Regions from separate parts of the Homo sapiens genome. Here region 1 is linked to region 2. Evidence: read pairs that join two places in POLR2A ChIA-PET (ENCODE). Cell type or tissue: MCF 10A. All regions are shown on one strand. Each heading gives the region's core, and the rest is flanking DNA. Links, peaks and the distances in the headings are about the cores only. Region 1 has its middle 61 kb from the start of NEBL. Region 2 overlaps NEBL (nebulette).

Region 1 (11,649 bases), core at 1,203-9,202, 72 kb after region 2:
TTTTTTTCTTTTTTTAGTTAAGAATATTCAGCTTGAAAATAGGGAAAAGTTTAAAACTGAATGTAGAAGTTTTCCTGGAAAGGCAACAGGTAGAGGGTAGTATTATCTAGCTTCACTAAAGAAACTAGCTCATCTGTCAGGGTACAGTGGCTCACGCCTGTAATCCCAACACTTTGGGAAGACGAGGTGGGCGGATCACTTGAGGACAGGAATTTGAGGCCAGCCTGGTCAATATGGCGAAACCCCATTTCTACTAAAAATACAAAAATTAGCTGGGCATGGTGGTACATGCCTGTAATCCCAGCTACTCAGGACACTGAGGCACGAGAATTACTTGAACCCCGGAGGTGGAGGTTGCAGTAAGCCGAGATTGCACCGCTGTACTCCAGCCTGGGTGACAGAGTGAGACCCTGTCTCAAAAAAAAAAAAAAAAAAAAAGAAAAAGAAAAAAGAAAAGAAAAGAAAAGAAAAAACAAGAAATTAGCTCATGATAGCAGCTTATATTATAATTATGTGACACTTTGGATATTTCAAAGCACATTCACAAAGTGTATGTCACTTAAATACCTCAAAATTTCCCTGTTATACATGCAGATCATTCCCCATTCAGCCCTGGTATGGACTGAACTGTGTACCACCCCAAAATTCATATGTTGAAGCCCTAACCACCAATGTGACTGTATTTGGAGAGGGTGACTTTAAGGAGGTAATTAAGGTTAAATGAAGTCACAAGGAAGCCCTGATCCAATTGGGTCTGTGTCCTTCTAAGAGGAGGAGACACAGAGATCTCTCTTGCTCTCCCTCTCTCTCTCCACATGCACACACCAACGAAAGGCCACATGAGGACACTGCAAGAAGGCAAGTGTCTGCAAGCCAGGAAGAGAGCCCTCACCAGCCCTACCATACCTTGATCTGGCACTTCCCAGCCTCCAGAACTGTGAGAAAAATTTCTGTCGCTTTACGCTGCCCAACCTGCAATATCTTGTTATGGTGCCTGAGCAGACTAAGACAAGCCCTAATTTTTTTTTTTTTTTTTTTTTTGTAGGCTCTTGGATTAGACACCAAAAAGAATTCCCTATGATATATTAAGATAGGGGAAGTCCTGGCATTTGTAATGTAATTAGAAAATAAATTATCCTGCTTTACTGAGGAAATGTTGCTACAATCCTTTGATAAAACTATAGAAGTCACTGAATATTTAAGGAGCAGAGAGTAAAAGATCGTGTTTATCAAGCAGCACCAAAAAGAAAAGAATCATAAAATTGAAAGCAACTTGAGAAACTAAAAATATCCTTGCAAAGAGGAGTTTCAAGAAAAAGAATGTACAAAATTAGTCAATATTTTACATATTATTACCTCATTCGTTTATTCCACATGCATTTATTGAGTACGTGCTCTGTACTGAGCTCTATTCTAGGCATAACCGATCTTGCATTGAAGGGGTAGACTCATTCCTTGCTCCACTATGGCAGATATTCCAGAAAAGATTTTACTTGCCTAGACTGAAAAGTGGATGGGATGGCAAACTCTTCTTAAGGAAAAAAAAAAAAAAAAAAGAAAGAAAAAACACCCTGGATATAGAGAAAGTAATCCCATAAAATAATCCAGCTATTTACTGAATAGATATTTATTTGATAACTACTTTGTGCTAGACAATGACACAATAGAAAAAAAATCTGGGAGCTTTCAAGAAGAAAATTGATGTGCAATGGATATGTAGACCTTGAAAGAGATTAGAACTCCTAGTAATAATCTTCACTGTAAGATGAAATTCACACAAGGCCAGGAGATTCACTCATCAAAGTAAAAAATAAAAATATTTGTTGACACAAATGGTCGATACATTTGTTTATTAAATATGGCAGTGGGCTAGGCCCTGGGTCTGTATAGAAAAAAAGACACAGCCCATTTCTTCATAGAGTTCAGTCTGAGGGTAGGAAAACTCATAATGCAGCTATAGAAGCTGACTGTCAGAGCAGCTAGGGAAAGATGGTGTTGCAGGACTTTTCCTTAGTTCAGCTAAAGATGGGGTCCTTTGTCCCACGGCAATGAAAATTCAGGCTCGCAGACAATTTGAATGAGTAAGACAGGGTTTTGCTGGGTGAAAGGAAGAAAAGGGGGAAACAGGGACTCCCTGCAAGGCCAGAGTCCCCTGCTAGAGAGCTTCCTGCCTCATAGTTCGAATTCCAGGTTTCACACAGGAAGAGGAGGGGGCCTGGCTCCCCCACCACCACCCCGCCCCCTCTGCAAACAGCACAAACTTCCCAAGGCTCTACCCTAGTGGGCAGGCTGGTTGGAGTTTTTCCGGGGACCCCCTCCCATCTGGCTGTCTCAATGGTAGCCTCTGAGCCAGTGTGGATGGGGAGAGGTATGAAGGGACTTGCAGGCAGAAGTGTGAAATGGATGGGTTCAGATTGCAAGAGGGCCTCCCAGGCTAGAGGTCTCAGCTAGCACTAAGCCAGGGACAGCCTCACATTCCAGGCAAAAGATTTTACATTTTATCCTAAAGGCAGCAGAGAGACTTAACAGATTTTAAAAGAGGATGTGACATGATCAGATGTGCATTTTAGGAAAACCTTGCAAGAAACTGTAAGGAGAATAGCCCAAGTCAAGAGACTATTCCCACACTCCTATCAAGGGGTAGGGAGGGCCCTAAATTAGAGAGGTGACGAGAAATGCAAAGTATAAAGCACCATCTGGTGCATTCTTTCAGATATAAAACATAAATGGAAAGAGACATGGATGATCTTCACCTATGGGAAGTTAAGGAGGTCAGACATATAGACACATAAAATGCTAATTAAAACCAAAGTGGAGAATATGATGTGTGAAATGAGTGGTACAAATGATAGTGTTATAGCACAAAGTCCCACAATAATTCAGAGATGAGACACATCACTGTAGCTGGGTTTGAGTGTGTGTCTGGGATCAGGGGGCTGGGCTGTCATTTACAGATAGTGTGAAATTGTCCTAAACATGCAGAATGACTCATGCAAAAGCCCAGAACAGAGTAAGTAGGCAGGCCTAAAAGAAATCGAAGAACAGAGGTGAAAAGTAGTGAAAGATAAGGTGAAAAATAGTCATTTAGGAGCAGATTGTGGAGGGTCCTTAGAGTCAGAATTAAAGGGTTTAGGAGATTAGACTTTATCCTACTCAAACTGGAGGGCCATGGAAAGTATTTTAGTGGGTCATAATTAGGGTCTTGATGAAAGAGATATTTTAGAACACCTCATCTGGTCATTGTGTTTTAGATGCAATGAAAGGAACAGAAGGAGATAAGGCCAATTAGGAAGTTACTGCAGTAACTCAGGCAAGATAATGGCCTGAACACAGTGAAACTGAAAAGAAAGGAATATGGGAAAAAAGGATTTCATGAAAAAAGGATCTTCACAGATTGTTCACTGAATCCCTCATCTCTTGTTTCAAAAAAAAAAAAAAGTCATATGTGTTAATTCTTTTATTACCGGGGCTCTTCTCAAACCTCCCCTTTAGACAATGCCATTTTACAACCAAAACTCTTGTACTTGACATGCACAAGTAATTACTGGTCTGGGATGTATTTGTTTCTTTAAGTGACTGTGGCTGAAAAATTGAGGCTAAAAAGAAGAGATCAGCCTTTGAAGTTCTGCTCTACATGGAAAAATAAAGCAAAACCAGGTGTAAGGGAAACCACAGATTTGGAAACAAGAAAGGACCAAGAGGTAATTTTCCGTACATTTCTCACATGAAAGTATAAGTAATCCTTATAGAAATACTTTTCCCGAGGAGCGGTTGTTCAGAGGATCTAATTAAACAGGGTATGTCAAAGTGTTTCAAAATAAATGAGGTATTCATACATCTGTTAGGTATTATGAGAAAATATGTGTTATTGCCCTATCACTTTCTCTTTTTTTTAAACTTTGTCTTTAAAGATAATGCTACTGACCCCACTATTTACTGGGAATTCATCAGTTATTGGTTGAGATGAGCTACAGATAAGGTCTAGTCCACTAAAGCAACATATAGATTCACTCTGTAAAAATACTAGCCTTCAAGAGCTTAAATCTAAACCACTGACCTCATAACTAATCGTCTATGTTAATCAACCCACTTATGACTTACAATAAAAATAACATTCATTCTCCCTTCAAACTGCTTAGTGTACTAGATTTTACTACTCAAAATCAGAAGCTTTTACATAAATGTTTCATTAGTTATAAAACTTCTGCTTTTTGTATAAAGAACAAAATTAACAAATAATGTATTTCAATGAATGACTTTATAATTTTTACCTTTCTCATATTTAAAAAAAAAAGTTTGCTAAATATAAAAAGAAAAAAATCTCCTTCAGTGTCTGTTGTTCAGATTCATGTAAGACCTAATTGCCTCATACACGATAATTTTGCCACCAGTTTACAATTAGCATGTATTGCTCATGCATGAGTTGACCCAATTACATAACAAATTTCGCCTTTGGGGATTTCTCTTGACTGCTTGTCTTCTGTCCACCATACAACTCAATTTCACACTGTCAGCAGCCTGAACATGGTTACAGTCAGTCTCTGTCAAAATGATTTATTTAAATTACAAACAGAGACCAAATCCCTAGATAATTGTCCCTACCCTCATGTTCACCCTTGCACTCAACCGAACTTTGAATCAAATCTTTTAATAGCCCATAGACACTACTATTCAATTATTAGGCAATGTTTAGTCCCAATAATCTAATATTGTTGAAGCTAACTCACAAAATCTCAGGGAACTAAATCAGCAGTATCCGTGTGAGCTTATTAATGGGCATATAATTTATTTTACATTCTAAGAAGTCAGTGAAAAATTATGTAGTGTAGCAAAAGAGCTAAAAATAATTATATTACAAGATCAAATTATAGAGAGATTACTTTTTGGTATACTTTTTTAAAAGTGTCACTCTTAGCTTTTCTTGTAAAGTAGGCAAGCAATTCTTATAAATGGGTATGCGAAATTGAAAGTGGTAGCAAAAAAGGATATTTGGGAAAGCGGACAGATAATTAAAATTGTGAACATTGACAAGGTAAGGGAAATAATATAGGGCAGGTGAAACACTAATGTCTATAGACATTAGTCTATACTGATCTAGGAAAATGGGGTTTTAGACACTCTCATTGAAGTCAACACACAGAGGTACATACACAGATATACGCACACACAGACAAGCAAAACTATTTTCTCCATTTGTCAAGAACACGCAGAAATCCTGACAAATCAAATAATGGTACACTCACCATTTCAGTCAGTCTTTAAAACACACAATTTTGTCATCTGGTCGATTTTTGTTTCTTTCCCCTTCATTTGATATTTCTCTTCCCCCTGAAATAAATTAGAAAATAAACATCCAGTTTTCATCTATGGCACAAAGTCTGTAAAAGTCTCTTGGGGTTTGACTTCACCATTTTATTTCACAATTTATCCCCAGACTGTCTCAGCTAATTGAAAGTGCAGCTGATATTAGTGGGTAAACAGCCAGAATGAAACATCAGTAATTTTCCCAAGGCTAGCCTGAGTCCCTTGAATGTCTGGCGATGGTTGTGCTTTGAGATCCTGCTGCAGGTACCCTGAATGCATTGCTTGTAAACTTGAAGGTGGGAACCACCTGAAATTAGAAAGAGCCTTTACAGTTACCCACATGAGCTAGCCCAGTAGCAGCCACAGAAAAGGGTGTTTCATTTTTTTTAATGCCCTTGGGCACAGTATTCCTCAATTCATATTTGGACACTGTCCCTTAAGAATATTTTCCTAAAATATTGGTAAATAAAGAAAATGTGATGTACAAAGATATTTCTGCCATTTCTGAATTTATGCCCTAGAGTTTGGGGGCAAGGAGAGGGTGGATGGCAATTAAGCGACACAGTTGTGAAAATCCGTAAGGCAGGGCTTTCTGGCCCACAGTTCCTAAGTCAGTGCTGAACACATTGGCTGTCAGGTTTCATTCTACTGAAGAGATACAGTTTCAACAAAACCTGGACTTCTGAACATTATCTTCAATTAAACGATTTGGCTCGATTTCCTGACTTCCTATAAAAACTGTTCCCAAGCCTAACATTCAATTTCATAAGCAACCAAACCCCATCTGAATATTAATATATTCAATGAGATGAAGACATCTTCTGGAATTTCATGGGGAAAAAAATAATTTTGCTTTATTTTAGAAGCCAAGTTCTTTTTCTTCCCAGCCATTTAGTCAATTCTGAAATACTGCCTCTTTTCTTGTTTTGTTCTGTGGCTACACTAAGTGGGTAACATAGCAGAAGAATTATAAATTGCAGTATTTAACAAATCTCCCATGTTCAATATGTTGTCATTACAGCTACCCAGAAAAGGCAAGTTCACCCACTCTCACCTCGTTCATCACACTCAATTTGAAATTTACGGTTGTATTTTATCCCACACCTCAGTAACATGCAGACTGAGTGGTCATTTCCAAATGATTTCAAATCCTCAATAAACAAACATGAGAAGAGCTGAAAAAATTTCAAAACATTGACATAGACATAAGCAATCAAAAATTCCCATTCATCCGTAACATATTACCCAAAACACTTAGGAGTTGTCATTAAATTCACTGCTTTATGTCTTTATACAAGAGAGATTAAAGGCAGCTAAGAAAGAGCCACACAATATTCAGAGATAAACTAGAAACAAATAGGAGAAAATGAAACACAGGGAAACATAAAGACAGCAAAGACTGCCGATCTTAGTTAACCTACCTATATTAACCTATATTAAACTTGGCACTCAAATGCAAGACTCACAAATTTCATACCCCTAATAATTTTCAGGATCTATAATTTTCAGGATTATAATTTCCCAGCATCTCTAGCCGGAAGATTCTGGGGTCTTTCCAGTCTAGACACTTTCTCACCTGTTTCCTCTCATAACAGACACAATCCAGCCACTGTCAAAAAATATCTGTTTGGGTTTTAGCCAATACTGTTCAGTGGGTTTAGATTAAAGTAATATGGAAAACTGGACTTGCCAAAGTACTACTTTTTGGATCAACCCAAGTTTCTTATAGAAAAAGATCCTTGAGTAATATGGAAAACCTAGTGAGGTAAGGGAAAAAGTTCATGAAGTTGCAGTCTTATAAATGAATAATAAATTCACCAGACCTCAGAGCACTTAACAGCCTCCCTTCTTTAAGAGTTGTTCCCTAATGGTAATATTATGAAGTCTATATTTTTTACAGCTATCCAAACATTTAATATGCCTCATATTGGCTAAGAGAACTACTTATAAGACTGCTACGGCTGCTAACATTAAGACATCGCAAAAAGTTTTTTTTTTAAAAAAAGATGTTGTCTAAGTTACATGCTTTTAAAAATCAGAGTTGTCTAAATAATAGGCTTAATCTAAATGGTGCTTTTTATACTGCTGTCTATATAACATATTATATATGATAAATATAGATTAATACATACCTGTGTGATAAGGGTATTTTGCATAATTAAGAATGGATCTGCAAACCACCTCTGGTATTGAATAAAATGTATATTCCTGCTAATGATAAAGGTTGGTAAAATGATCAGTATTTTTTAATTAAACATGAATATTGACTAAATTTGAATAAAAATTAAAAGGCTTACCTTTGATCAGCTTCAATCCTTATGTTAGCTGTCACATGGATGTCTTAGGTAGAAATGTTTAGTTCTTTTTGAAATAAAATTCAGTGATTGTTGAAGATGTATAATATAACTGTTTTTGGCAGAATTATTTTTTAGATAAACATTTGCCAAAAATAATCCAAAGAAAGAACTGTTATTAAATGTAACTGCCAGTGTAATAGATCATTGATTTGCATTCTTAAAAGCAAAAATAGGTTTTTGGTTTAAGGAAAGAATAAAGAGGAAGAAAAATAAGGCAGTGATCTTCAGTATTCATGACTGATGGATTGCTGGGATGGGGTAGAAAAACTAAGAGACAAATGTCATGAAGTCTTAAAATTCAACTCTTTTTCTTCAAAGGAAATCCCTACTAATATAAAATGTCCATTTAAAGAGCAAAAAACAATGTGTACTTTGCATCCTCCCACTTCCTAATAAATTGTTTAACATGAAATAATTCTGTTTTTGAACTTTAGACATATAAAAAGTATTTTTCTCAAATTATACATAATTCTATCTGCAAATTTTATATGTGTGTATATGTGTGTATATATACACATATTTATATATAAATGCATATATAATATATACACATGTATTTTATACACACACACACATATATACATGTATACATACATCTCATGATGATGACCAAATATCAGTGAGTTTAAAACCACCTGCTAATTAAACATGTCCTGGAAATTAAGGCTACATCAGTTATAACACCTAGATATACAAATTTTAGTGACTTTATAAGTGACGCACAAAATACAGTTCTCGTGAAAAATGGTATGAGTGTTGCCTGTTTGCTCATACTTTTATGTCACTCACACATCTGTTAATTTTCATCCATATTTCTTCTTGGATATCTAACATTGAATTAATTTTTGTGAAGAAAAATACATCCTGACACACTTCATGTAATATTTTGGAAGAAACATAATCACAGGTGTGAATTACCAAAACTTAGAAGAGCTGTTTATCCACCTTTAATAAGTACTGAATTAATACCTCCCTAATACATTTTGAACTTCTCCTAGTCTCCATTTTCTCTTTTGAGGAAACTATATTAATAAACAAGGCACAGCTTCAAGTCCAAAGCAACTACATATATAAATGTTTATTTCAAAAGTAAGATGTAATACCTGATTTCAACAAATATCTAATTCAAAATATGAAATCTTATAGACACCTAGTCGGCAAATAGGAGATCTTAAGACTCCTAACCTTATATGTATATTTTATATGCTTATCCACAGTCAAAACTTAACTTTCAAGTTTCTTATTTTAATTATAAAAGGCCTATTTTGGAAAAATTTGAAAGCTGAGAACCATTCAAAATGGAATAAGGAGATCTTCTATTAGGTAACTAAGCACCGGGTCCTAGATAACTGTGATGGAACCAGAGGGCAGGGTTTACCAGATGAAATTGGCATAGTCTATGCGTGCACTGAGTACTGCTTGCACCCCACAGCAACACAAACACTTCCAAGTCATCCAGCCTCCCTTTCTCATCCAGAAATGCACATCAGAGCCATCATGCTATTGAATAAACAGGCACCTACATTACTGATTTGCTCCTGAGTCCTCTTCAGTCTCTGTAGCTCAGGAGTGTCCGTGACGATGCTGAAGCCCCTCCCTTTGCTTTCTTCAAAATCTCTTTTGTACTTGACCTAACAAGAAGGGGGAAAAGAAAAGTGAACAGAGGGATCACGAATCCCACTCGGGATAGGCTGGGCCAACGAAGCTGCTGGAATTGGAAACAATGGCTAAAAACACAGATCTCAGCCGGAGGTGCAGTTAAGAACCAGAAGGAAACAGCCAGGCTACCTGGTTTGTGTCACAGAAACTCCACTTACCATTTGTGTGACTTTAAGCAAGTTCTTTAACCACTCTGTGCTCAGTGGTGTCATCTGTACAGCGGCAATAACAAACAACAATGGCTATTTAAGAGGTTGTAGGGATGGGATCAGACTACTTGATGCATGAATCTGGCTGACAGAAACAAGTAAGTACTCCATAATAGTTATTATGATTATCACCATTAATACCATTACTACTGTGAAAGGAAAGAAAATGTAGAAAAAGAAAGCTAAATCTTCTTCTCCTCCTGTGCCCGCCTGTCAGTGAAAAAGCCTCATTTTGAGCCTAAACTGCCCTATGGAGGAGGGAGATGAAGAATTGACAGCTAGCCCTGTCCAAGAAGTTTTTATTCAACTTCAGAAGGCCAACATATGGATACAATTACACAATGCTGTATTGCCAAATGGCAAGTACATAAATGCTTATGAAAATATTTATAAAATAGGCCACACCTAGAGATTAAAAAGCTGCTCACACATGCCCTTGGCATACTGTGTGCTGAAGTAGCGAAGATTTTTTTCAGTATTTAAATATACTTCTTTTCTAATTACAACCCAATGGAGCTGAATTTTACTGTTTCCTCGGAGGACTGGAACAGCTAATGCTTCATCTTACAGAACCCCATCTCCTGTTATTAGCATAATGACAATAACTGTCACACCAGTTAAAGATTTGGCTTGTTAATGACTGAGATGGTTACATCACTTTGTTCTTTTTTTAAGCCTAAATATCAAGAAATTTGGAAACATATTTTGATAATCCATAGAATCCCCATTTTACATTCAAAATTACAAGCTTCCAATCAACACTTACATTGATCATTAAAATTAATTAAGTTAATTTAGGGTTGCCTATTCAATATGATTGTTAGTGTAGTGTAGTCTTCTGCAGAAGGTAGAAAAGTTCACTTCGTTGAACATGGAATGGCTGTTTCTGTTGAATCATGTCTGTATTTAAATACCCAATTCTATCAAGCATTATTATCCTCAAGGATACGACAAGATTTTCTTTTACCAGACAAGCTTGAAAGAAAAACACACACACACACACACACACACACACACACACACACACACACGGAAATCTAGATACTCTCATCGCTTTTAGCTTAAGAATACCTAATTCTTCTCTCTGTACTTTCGATTTGTAAAAGCACTAAACCCCTTACTTTATTCCCATAAGTAAAAGGTCAAATAAACTGCAATATTTTTCTTCCACATAAAATGCTGAGAGATTAGCCTTCTCACCCTCCATCTCCCAGCATGGGTAAAGATCCACATGCTGGCACATTCTCAGCGTTTAATGCCTAACTAAGCAGGCAAGCTATTTAGTTTTGCTGGTAGTAAGCACTGGAGCTCAGAGTAGTAAAATAATAAAAGTTAAAAGGATGACAAGGTTGGAATAGCAACAGGCATGAAGACATAGGAAGAAATGCCTGTGAGACAAGTTCTAGCATTCCTAACACCAGTCTCAGAGAAGGCACAATCACATATTATTTTTGTTACTCGTCTGTATTTTTTAATAGCAATTTCCAAAGACAGAGGTGAAAAGAAAAACCAATAAATTCTAGAATCATAGGTATTTTTGGTTTTTTCTTTTTGTTTTGGTAGTGATGGGTTCTCACTATGTTACCTAGGATGGTCTTGAACTCCTGGCCTCAAGTGATCCTCCTACCTTAGCCTCCCAAAGTGCTGGGATTGCAGGTATCAGCCACCACCACACCCAGCCTAGAATCACAGGTTTTGAGCTGACTACTGTTCAACAATCCTTTCCACATTCACAAGACACAAAAGAATCATCTGACTTTGGCTTGCTGGTTGTGTGACTAACTTTGAGAAGTGTACAATCACCTCTAAAAATGGCTTGCAGAGTGTTGCAGGATTCCTATTTCTTTTGAATGGTGTGAAACACAGCCAAGCCTCTTACCCTCTCAGCACCAGTTCAAGCACCAGCCCACCAGTATTTCTTTACTACACATAGGGAAACTCCGAGCCATTCATCAGCTCTCTCTTTTCCACACTCCCACCCACTTTCATCCTATTTACTTAGGTCTAATTTTAAATGTGGTATCAGATGGTTTGTCAGTCATGTGTAGTCTGATTCTAGGAGGCAAGTGGATATAAAAAGAGAACAGAGGACAGAGGGAAATAGCAGGATGTCTCTCTCC
Region 2 (11,649 bases), core at 151-8,150:
TAGGATATTTGAAAGTAAATTGTTTTCAAATGATTGGGTCTGATTTTATGTAGGCACAGCTATAAGATAATATAAGCCTCATTAAGTGCACAAACCTTTGGGAGAAAATATAGCATGCAGGCAAAATTCTCAGATATGTCAAGTCTTGGCCTCCATTAGGGAAATGGACCAGTGCCATCCATTACCACCATGTTGAATTTCCTCCATACTAGGATGGAGAGGGGATATGAGAAAGATATCTCAGAAGTAGATGTAACCAAACTCAACCACAAAGTTGGAAATTAAAGAAGAACCTAAAGACAGCAACCAAGTTATCCCCTTGGTCTCCACTGATACTATTAACCTATTTATTTCCTTCATAATGTTTAATTACTTTGTTTAGTTTATGTATAATTACTTATCTATCTTCCCTTACTAAACACAACTGTCGTGTTCACTGAATCCTCAGAACCCAGAATAGTGCCTGGCACAAAACATTTGTTCAGTGAATGAATAAATAAATAAGTGAATGAATAACTAAAAGAATGAGAATAAAACAATAACAAATGAAGGACAGAAAGGCAATATTAATTTTAAAATATACTAAAAGCTTAATACTAAAAGGATGTTAAATGGAGTTGGAATTACTTGACATGAGAAAAATGGCAACTTAAGAAAGACAAAGTAGGCTGGACTCAGTGGCTCATGCCTGTAATTAGGGAAGTCAAGGAGAGAGACTTGCTCACGACAAAGTGAGGCTCCCATCTCTACTAAATATCGAAAATTAACCAGGTGTGGCAGCACATGGCTGTTGTCCCAGCTACATGGGAGGCTGAGGCAGGAGGATTGCCTGATCCCAGGAGGTCGAGGCTGCAGTGAGCCACGGCATTCTATCCTGGGTGATAGAGCAAGATCCTGCAAAAGAAAGAAAGAAGGAAAGACAGAAAGAAGGAAAGAAAGAAGGAAGTAAAGAAGGAAAGAAAAAAGGAAGGAAGGAAGGAAAAGGAAAAGAGAGGAGGAAAGGAAGGAAAGGAAAGAAGCAAAGAAAGGAGACAAGGAAAGGAGAAAAGAAAGAAGAGGGGAGAGGAGAGAGGAAAAGGAAAAGGGGAAGGGAAAGGGAAAGTAAAAGAAAAAGAAAAAGAAAAACTAGAACAGGCTTTACCAAGAACAAAACAAGATCTAGTTTTCAATGAAAATAATATATAAAATTAAATTTAAGGAGAAAGTTTTTACCAATATGAGCTCCTTGGGCGCATGTCTGTCTCACACCTTTTTATCCTGTGCCTAACATAGTGAATGACAGAGTAGAAATGCAATAAATGTTTAGTGAACAGATGAATAAATGAGTTTACTAAACATTCTTGTGAGCTTAAACTCTTCATTGGCTTTTATAAACAGTATTAACCACCCATTCCACTTGGATAATATACCTATCTAAAGGATTAATGTGATAAGTCGGATTTTTACAACTAAAGTCATTGAATCTTGTCATCCAAAAAAAAAAAAATGTCATCTGGTATAACTAACAATGTTTAATGCCCTCTCTGGACTGCCATCTAGTTTTTCAAAAACTTCCACTGAAAGAGAACTCAACCTTGGCCACCACAGCCTCTAAATTTTGAAAGTTCAGATTAAAATTTCTTTCTTTACTGAAACCCCAATCTATCTCCCCCTAGCTGCGTCTATGTGGCCTTATGAAAAGAGCCTATTTCATGAGACAGAACTTCCAATGTGGGAAGACACCCGTCACTGACTTCTGTTCCTCCAGACTCGCAGTATGGATTAAAGTGCTGCACTCCTGAACACCTTACATGCTCTCTTCAGCCCAAATCCGAATTTATCAATCTCTTTCTTAAGGTGCTCACAATGGTTGGACCATTCTTAATTAGAACTGTTAGATTTAATCCAGGTTATCACCTCCCACATGTTAAACATTATTAACACATCCACGGACCACAACATTTTTCTTTTGATGGCTATGCTGAGACTTCTGTCAACTGATACCTTTAAGTCTTATTCAGTCCTGCCCAGCCATGTTCCTACCTCCAATCCTGTGGATTTGGTTGGTTACCAAATCAGAAGCAGCACCTCACATTGTTCCAAGGATAATTCATCTTGTTAGAGTCTGTCCACCAACATACTCCATCAAGATATCTCCCTCTGGTGACTGTATCTTTACAATTTTCACCAATTAATTATGTTAAGCAGGAAACCCTTTAAGAACCTCCATTCAGGTGGAGAAAGTCCATTATCTCAGTTCTATTACATTCCGTGTTTTAACTCAGAGGTAGGGAGAGGAGGAGTTTCATGGGTACCCAAGTCTACAAAGCTAAGGAAAAACTTCTATGAGATTTGCTCCTTCTTCTTAAATGAAAAGAACTAGTATATGCCTATTTCCTTTTTCATGGTTGCCTGGTTTATTTTGTACTTTAGACCTACTAACATATACTTGTGACTTTATAAATGTAACCAATGCAGCTGATCATTTTGTGGGTTATCACAGAAATGATGAGTCAGCAAGCACAATTTTAAAAGGCACTCTTTCTTAAAAAGGCTATGTAATTTTCTACTTGCAGCATTAACATCGTCATTTCATTTACAGCCGCTACTAAGTACCACTTTAGAATTAAGATTACATCAAATTAGAGGGAGCTGAACTTTAATTTATCATATTCATTTTCTTCCTTAAAATAGCTAATGGAAAATTATGTCAAGCTAATAAATTTGCCGATAAATTTGATTTCTTAGGATTTGTCATTATTGTATGGTATTTCCCTAGATTAATGCTGTTTTCTTCATACTTTGAGAACTGAGATTGCCATGTTACTAGGAACCTGGAGACAGGAGTCCACTTGCAATAGTCATATACACTTTGTTTATATAAGTGATAAATACATTTATTCTATATTTTTGATCTTACAGCATATTTTATATTTCATATGTATACAGATAAAATGTACATTTATGTTTCACTTATAGATTTTTTTGGCATTTACTTATTTATTCATTTATTTTAGAGATGGAGTCTCACTATGTTGCCCAGGCTGGTCTTCAACTCCCGGGCTCAAGAGATCTGCCCACCTCGGCCTTCCAAAGTTCTGGGATTACAGGCACGAGCCACAGCATCTGGCCAAATGTGGCATTGAAATTGGGGGTTTCACAGATGCCCTGAAGCTTCTCCCTGCCCTCGCTTTCAGAAAATTCATAGATCTCTAAATTAAAGTTTACTGGCCAAGGAGGTCAAGTATGCAAATTAAAATAATGGCTTTGCCTCTGAAAAGTATGATTTATCTGGCACCTTAATTCTACTTGATGGTTATTTATAGTGTCTAACAACATAGCATAAGATGCTACAAAGACGATCAGAATAATAACATAACTTACATTATATTTTATATGACACAGGTAAATGTGCTGTTAACCCCATAGCATAGACACCTCTGGACTTCTGAAACAGAATCCTGTGACCACCGTGGATGAAACATAGACTCTCATTAAGCTGCAGTTCCAATGCCTGAGTAGCGTGAATTGCTTCTATGATAAGGCATTATTTAGCCTTTGCCTGAAACAGCCCTAATGAGAAGGATCTCGCCACCTCATGGCATGGTCCAGTTCATTTTCAGAAGCTTTCTTTGTAATCTGTGCTTATAAAATTGTTAACAGGGGATAGCTAATAAAATGGCCTCCTAAAAACTCTACATCTCTCTCTCTTTTTCTGGCATTTCTTCCTTTCAGGCATTTTCTGTAAGTGTTCATCTAGCTAACTTTATCATTCTAGTTTGAATTTAAGCATCTGAGAGTGTTTGCAAATTGACTTTAAGATAAGTTTGTTTTAATAATTTGTCAAAAGTTAAAGAGACTTTTCATTAGAACCCAGAATGTCATTAAATTTCTGAATTCATCCAATACTCCGAGTTAGGACATCACAAATCTGATACTATTTGGACACTGTAAATGTTAGTCCTTTAATTATCATAGATACTGTCAAATAGTTCTTCTACTTTCTTGCCCCGCTTATTAGGTAAACTCTAAGAATCACAATTTTAACAATAATAAAATCGATGTACGTAAATCTAAAGAAATGTTATGACAGTTACATAAATCTTTGAAGTAGCCGCCTTATTCAAAGTCTAGGTTTTTCTTTATTAATAAGTTCAGTGACTAATTACAACAATGGAAATCAATGCTAATTGTGAGTACATATGCACCTTTCCCAGTGGTGTCTATTTCAGTATAGGATAACATGCTAACAATGTCAGTGGGAACCTATTCTGACAAAACAAATGATAGATTCCAAAATATACAACCTGGATTATTTTTCATGTTAAGTTCTATGTTGCAGGGATTTGTGTATTACAGCCCTATTTATGCTATAAGAAGTTGAGAGCTGTTGTGTGCTTTCAAAGAAATGAGGATGGAAACATCGGAAAAGTTACCTTCCCAAGGAAGTATAAAAGCAATAATAGATTGTTTTCCTTTTCTTTCGTTATTGCTTAATTGTTGCTTGTCACATATCAAGTGTTGGGTTGTAATTATCTGCTTTTTAAAGTGACCCACATTATCAGCAAGTGCTTAGGTGGCCAGATATTGGCAGGAAAAATAAAGGGCATATTAGTCACAGTCACCCATGCAGAACGTTGACATCATATATTTTAAGCTGCATGTTGCATAACCGAGATTAGTTTACTGCCAAGTCAGGTACACAGTGGACATTTAAATGTGTAATAGTGAAACACTTAAAGGTGTTCTGCAAAGAATAACTATGCTCAGCATTTTTCAAGAGTAATGTATTTTCAGACTACTTAAAAATAGCTAATGCATGCTGGGCTTAATACCTAGGGGACGGGTTCATATTAAATAGGTGCAGCAAATCACCATGGCACACGTTTACCTATGTAACAAATCTGCGCATCCTGCACATGTACCCCAGAACTTAAAAAAAATTTTTTTTAATAAGATTATCTAGGTATCTCTACTTAAAAAGATTCTGGGGAAAGGTAGGGCGCAATGGCTCACACCTGTAATCCCTGCACTTTGGGAGTCTGAGGTGGGCAGATCGCCTGAGGTCAGGAGTTCAAGACCAGCCTGGCCAACATGGCGAGACCCCGTCTCTACTAAAAAAAAAAATACAAAAATTAGCTGGGTGTGGTGGTGTGCGCCTGTAATGCCAGCTACTCAGGAGGCTGAGGCATGAGAATAACTTGAACCCGGGAGGCAGAGGTTGCAGTGAGCTGAGATCAAGCCACTGCATTCCAGCCTGGGTGACCAAGCAAGACTCCATCTTAAAAAAAGAAATTCTGGGGAAAGAAGTAAACTGCTTGCTTAACAAGAAAAAGAGGGTTAGAAATGGTAGGAAAAATATAGCATAGTGTGTGGTTAAAAACCTAGACTCTGGGGCCAGACTGCCCATATTCATGTGCCGGCGCTGCCATTTACTGGCTGTGCCACCTTGGCCAACTGACTTAACCTCTCAGTGCTTCGGTCTCCACAACTCTAATCTGGGGACAGCTCATTGGGTTGTTTTGAGGACTGACTGGGATAAATACACGTGAAATGCATAGAACAACTTCTGTGTGTTTACTATTATTAACCTAAAATGTGAAATGAAGAATACAAACTATGTAAAAGGAAGCATATCCTTAGAAAGAAAATTTTAAAATTCCACAAAATCCATTTTACAAGTTTTTACTGAGCACTCTCTATGTGCCAGGAACTCTTCCGAGCACAAGACCAGAGCAAGGAACGAGACAGATGAGGTCCCTGCTCTCACGTAGCTGAGAGAGCTAAAGAATAGATTAACAAAATAACCTCCCCAAATTTGATTGTTCTGTGAAGAAAACACAACATTAAGATGAACCAGAAAGAGGTGAAACATTCCATTTAGAAAGTCTGTTTTAGGAAATGCAATAGATTAAGAATGCCTTATGTGTTGATATGCTACAAAGAGAAAATTACTCCTAAACCCTTCTGGATTCAAAATGAGTTTACCTGATGACAATTCTTAAGTTCCTCTGCAACTGGCAATCACCAAATAGTAACTTCCACCTGATGGGGGCTATTTTTGGTAGCCTGAGATATCCTAAAGGAAAAACACAATCTACAGAAAAGGAAATTCAGGAAACACTTGTCTAATTGATGAAGCAGATCTGTGGATCCTGAATTCAACCTTTTTTTTTTTTTTTTTTTTTTTTTGAGACAGAGGCTCACTCTGTTGCTCTAGTTGGAGTGCAGTGGCATGATCTTGGTTCGCTGCAGCCTCAACTTCCCAGGCTCAAGCAATCCTCCCACCTCAGCCTCCTGAGTAGCTGGCACCACAGGTGCATGCCAACAAACGGCTAATTTTTGTATTTTTGGTAGAGACCAGCTTTTGCCATGTTGCCCAGGCTTGTCTTCAACTCCTGAGCTCAAGCATTCTGCCCACCTTGGCCTCCTGAAGTACTGGGATTACAGGCCTGAGCCAGAGTGTCCAGCCCCATTATCTCTTTATGTGGCTTTTAACAAGCTATTCAAATATTCTCTACTTAGGGATCATATATCAAATTAGAGAACAGTTTAATATTTACTATAAGAATTTCATCCATGTAAGCTGTCTAAATGAGATTAAGATTTGCTCTATAAATTGCATTGAATGGGACTCAGAAAACAGTACCATGTGACTGACATAAACCTGCGTGTCCTTTTCATTTTCTGCAATTTCAACAGCAACTACTGACAGCACATTAATCAGTTGCTTTCAACTTTCATTTGGTATTTAACACCCATGATGAAAACGTTTTATTAAAACGCTAAGTAGCTTTTTTCCAGTTATATGTTTTATCTACAAAATCATGAAACACTTTAGAAAAACCCTACCTCACTCTGGAGCTGTGTAACTTCTCCTGCAAAAACACTGTCAATTGTGGCTGGCATCCGCTTATAAAGAGAATTAGAAAGGTCAGCTTTAATGGTGCCTTTGTATTTTGCCTGGGGGAAAAAAAAACAGGAAAAAAATAAATAAATAAACTTCCATTTTTTTAAACTGTGATTATAAGTAGAAAAGAAGAAACTTTCTCCCAAAACAGAATTGATTTTAAAATCTGCAGACCATTTTAATTTTAGATACCAGAGCTGACAAACTCCAGGATTCTGAAGAGATAGAAATAAATCCAATTTATCATAGAGAACGCTTTCAATGAGACATGCAAGGACATAATGGCTTTCTATTTAAATGCAAGCACATTTCTAAAAGTAAATCTATTTGTGTATATTGACAGTTTCATGCTGGATGAGTGAGCAAACAATTCGAGTTGTTCCAGAAAATGCAAGTCGTTAGAATCTACTATCTAGAACTTGACAAAGGACAGTGTTCTTTTATTCAGGTCTTCTCAGCCTCCTCCTGCTCCAGGGGGAGAGGGGAGTGAGTGCTTTTTTGTTGTTTATGTGCCTACCCACCTCTAGCCTGCACTGTCTTTAAGCCATCTCAGTCACTACTCTAAAGACAAACACTCTTTCCTCTTGGGAAAACTAAGGTTCAAGGGAACACAATAGATTGCTCACTTCCAATATTTTGCTCTGCAATTAACTCCTTCAGGAAACATAATCAATAATTGAGAACATCAAGTATTTATCTGCACGGGAGAATGGAACATAGCTAAGACAAACAAACTATGTTCTTCCATTATCTGCAGATGAGTTCCTGATGTTCTTCCTGCTCAGAGCTAGATTTCAGTATTGATTTATTGAGCACAGATCCTGTGCTAGCCTTCTGCTACCACACTCTTTGGATTTTGGTACTTAATGAAAGAAAACGTACTGATTTCATTCAAAATTGTTTCGCATTAGCAGAAATAATCCCAAGGACATCCAGTTGATCTTTTTCCAACATAATTTATGAAACACTAGAGGTCAGTCATTTACAACACTATTTCATTTCCGTTTCTTTTCAAACGTATCTCTTCTAAGTGATCTATTCACAGACTACAGTAATGCCTCACCACAGAAATCATCATCGTTAACATTGTGCTTTACAATGCAACATAAACTGTAGTTCTAAATGCTCTCAGAAAGAAACTACATAATTTTTCAGCTGGAAAATGAATATAGCGTATTCCTCAGTCTGTGATTTTATAATAGGTATCACTGTTGAACTGAACTTTATCCTACTCCAAAATAGTTTAAATACATTTAAAATTATTTATCAAAGATATCACATTTTAGAAAACTGGTAAATCTTATTTATTTCCAAAATGATATTCAATCATTTATCTCTGATATATCTATTAGGAAACAAAATAATGGAACTTCTAAAGTGAACTATTGTGCCAGTGCTTTTACTTATTTAATAAAAAGATGCCTTTTCAAGAGGAATCGTATATAAATAAGAAAGATTTAGAGTCAAAATATAGACATATATAATAAAATGTATGAAGCATACATAGTAAAATCTGTCAATCTATATGAGTTAAATGACAGCGCATCACATTAGATAATTATGTAGCTATTACTAACATTCAGTAGTGCTTTTGAAAATATTATTCTTCATCTCTTTAATGCACAGACTTTCATCTATATAATAAGAAAAAGATAAATGCAAGCCAGTTTGCAAGCTTTTGATACCTTACCTCAGAAATAAAAGCACCGATATTTTTTACATGGTTTAGCATAGGACTGTCAGTCACAAATGTACACTTATCCTTGGACTTTTTAAACTCTTCTTTATAACGGATCTAAAAAAGAGAATGATTTACATAAGAAGAGAAAAAGAAAAACAATTCTAATGGCCTTTTTTGAATGATAATTAGGTTGATAAAGTCCATTTACTGAAGTAAATACTCAAGTGTGAAAGGGACCTCAAAACAAGCCAAGTTAAATAAACGGCTATCCAGCACAGGATTGCAAAGATGATGAGGCATAGTGAGGAAAGACCATTCTTTAGATAAGCGAGGGTCCAGTTAAGCATCAACACCAGGCGTGCTGGCTACGGGTGATGGGTCCTGTTTACCCAGCCAGCCCAGTGCAATTAGCAAGCATGTGCCATCTCGCTCCTACAAGTGTCCTGGTGTTTTGTTGCTTTTAAGCCTTGACACATAAGCCTTTGGCCAAACAGAAACACAGCTGCCTACCTCAAGGTAGAAAATAAGTAGTCAGCATGACAGATGTGACCAATTAAGAAGTAGAGGCGAAATTAAATGGGGATCACTATTACCGTTATTACCTAGACATGCTTGATTAGAGGAAGAGGCTTAAATTGTGGCCAACGTGGGCTTCCTGTTACTAATTCCTCCCAATTTATGAGCACCCATAGGCTTCCCAATCCTCCTCCTGAGCGCAGAGAAGAACTGAACCTGCCCAGAAAGCTTGCTATGTGGTGGAGATCATTCCAGAAGGCCTTCTTGCTGGAGATCAGCAAGACAAAGCCCAGTGAGGCTTAGCTAAACCTGCTCATCTCTTCTCTGCAACTCACAAGTCAAATGACTCACTCTCTTCCCCTTTGGGGATAGGCCAGAATTGTTATGCCGGGGGAAGACCCGGGTGGATATTTGAGCCCAAAAGAAGTCAGGAAATGTGGAGAAGGACCTAAAGTATAATCACACTGTCACACTAATTGCTGCACAATCTGGAAACTGGGAAGGCAAAACTATGACTCATTGAGAAGATGCAGGTAATTTGCTAAAAGTTGTATCACTCTGTAATATGCTCGTGTTTATCCTCCCAAGACCATAAATACTTAAACTGAAAAAGTGTTCCTGTTTCAGATGATAAATTATATGTTCTCCCTAATTATAACCCAAAAGTGGAGCTGAATTGTATATACTACCTGGTTCTTAGAGGATGTGAATAATATTGATGTTATACACTAATGGTACATGGAGATTTTCCCATATGCAAGCCTGATTTGACGGGCATTACTTAACCTGTGGTAGAACTAGATACAGATTAAGTGAAGTTATTTCAAAATCCCATATTTCACTGCTGTGACTCTTGGATATCAGATGCCTACCACATTAAACATTTGCTTTATTCATGAAATCAACACGAGAACATATTTATCTTATCTGAGCACTAAATTACTTTTTTTTCTTCTCAGAGATTAGCCATAATTTTAGGTTCCTGCAAATCACCCTCCTCAGCCACTAGTAATTAAACTGTTAATGGCAGTATGATAAATAGTAGGCTATTTTGATCATATGGAGAAAAAAGTATCTCCGTTATATAATTAAGTGTGAGAGAAAATAGCCTATCATTAGGCTTAAGTTTGACTCATTATTTTTATCTTTTGCCACCATCTATTCCCCATCACATTCACATTCTTCACTGCAGTGGTATGTGCTTGTGGCTACAGCCTCCTGATAAAGTCTGACACATGCAGAACGTTCAGGACAGGAGGACTGGATAAGGGTGAGGTATTTACTTCTTCTGTTAGGCAGACAAATAGCTCAGTCTTAATTGTAGACTCTATTTTTTTTTCTTGGGTCTTTATTAAAAAGATACACATATTTGTATATTTTAAATGAAGGTGTATTTAAAATTTAAGATCCTTTACAATTGTACAATTCAAGAGAAATTGTACAATTTGTTAGAAGTCACACACAATCATGTGTGATTTCAAGTGAATTGTGCAATATGAATGACAATAAGCAAAGAATGTTAGATTTTTAAATACATAAGGAATATTTATATAAATATTAGATACATATTAGTAGCCTTCCTACACCAAGATAACAGGAAATGATCATTGAAAGGGAACTATATTGGTCAATGAAACAAATCTTAGGTAAAATAAAAATCACTGAATAGATTGCTATATTTTATTACAGCCATGTCTACATCTTACAATTTCGGGTTGACACCATCTATTGGATAGACTGGCCACTCCCATTATCTCCTATTAAAAGAGCCCAGATGGATTAATGAGAGCAGCCAGGCTCCTGCCCAGCCCCAGAGGACAAGCTGATCTAAACCAGGCATGGTCATGCCATCCAGTGTTTGGCCTGGGGAGCCACACTCTCTGTGACTTTAGTGGAAATCTTCCCAGAAGTGCTTCTAGTGTTTCTGGTACAAAGGGAGAGATGCTGCACAACCCTGTGACATTCTGTCTTCCACATTTTTCTTTCTCAATCAAAGGGAAGGCAGCAGCAATGATGTCATTACCAAGGAATAAGCCACCATACTAATGACGACAGAATAGAAGGAAAGGAGCCTGGGAGACTGATAACACCCATAGTACCCAGCCTGAACTACCTACCTCCGGGCTTTATATGTGGAGGCTGGGGAAACAAAAACCTACTTGTTAAGCCATTGTGTTAGAGTTTTCCTGTTTTTACAGTCATCTGCACTCCTACCGAATACACAACCCAACACCAAAAGACAAAAAGGGCAAAATTGATGACTTTATGATCATTAAGATGTCCCAAACATTGACCTTCTCTTTTGCCCTCACCCACAAATCCCACGTCTCCATTACAATTAGGATGAATTTAGTGCAGGGTCGCTTCCTCCTCCTGGCCAAGTTTGTTTGAATGAGTATGAGATTAGCTAAAGGCTGAAATCGGATGACAGACATGGAGATGTTTGCGGATCTTTCCTTTCACAAGAATTCTTAACTGAAAGTATCTGGAAAGGCTCTTCACAAGTGAAATCATACAAGTTAAATTCAATACACCCTGGAAGGAAAAACAATGGCTCCATCAT

The links. Peaks named below come from ENCODE experiments on the same cell type or tissue, not always from the same donor. Only the 100,000 strongest peaks of a DNase experiment are listed, where the experiment ranks them.
Region 1: POLR2A ChIA-PET joins it to region 2 with 6 read pairs; 1 of 35 experiments calls an interaction of 5 or more read pairs at or near these places.

Annotation. Positions count from the first base shown.
Region 1 is chr10:20,952,488-20,964,136 of GRCh38, forward strand. It overlaps a transcript of NEBL not described here. Among named protein-coding and RNA genes, the nearest start is that of NEBL, 61 kb to the left of the region's middle. RefSeq lists a silencer at 2,033-2,327 and an enhancer at 2,033-2,327. In MCF 10A, for the core only: no CTCF peak of the experiment used is centred there; a DNase peak (open chromatin) is centred at 4,434.
Region 2 is chr10:20,881,266-20,892,914 of GRCh38, forward strand. NEBL (nebulette) reads right to left here. Exons shown (of 28, transcript NM_006393.3): 3 at 8,580-8,684; 4 at 6,832-6,942. It overlaps LOC102725112 (a long non-coding RNA gene), which reads left to right. Exons shown (of 6, transcript XR_007062082.1): 6 at 3,385-3,677. Among named protein-coding and RNA genes, the nearest start is that of NEBL, 10 kb to the right of the region's middle. In MCF 10A, for the core only: a CTCF peak has its summit at 7,956; a DNase peak (open chromatin) is centred at 4,646.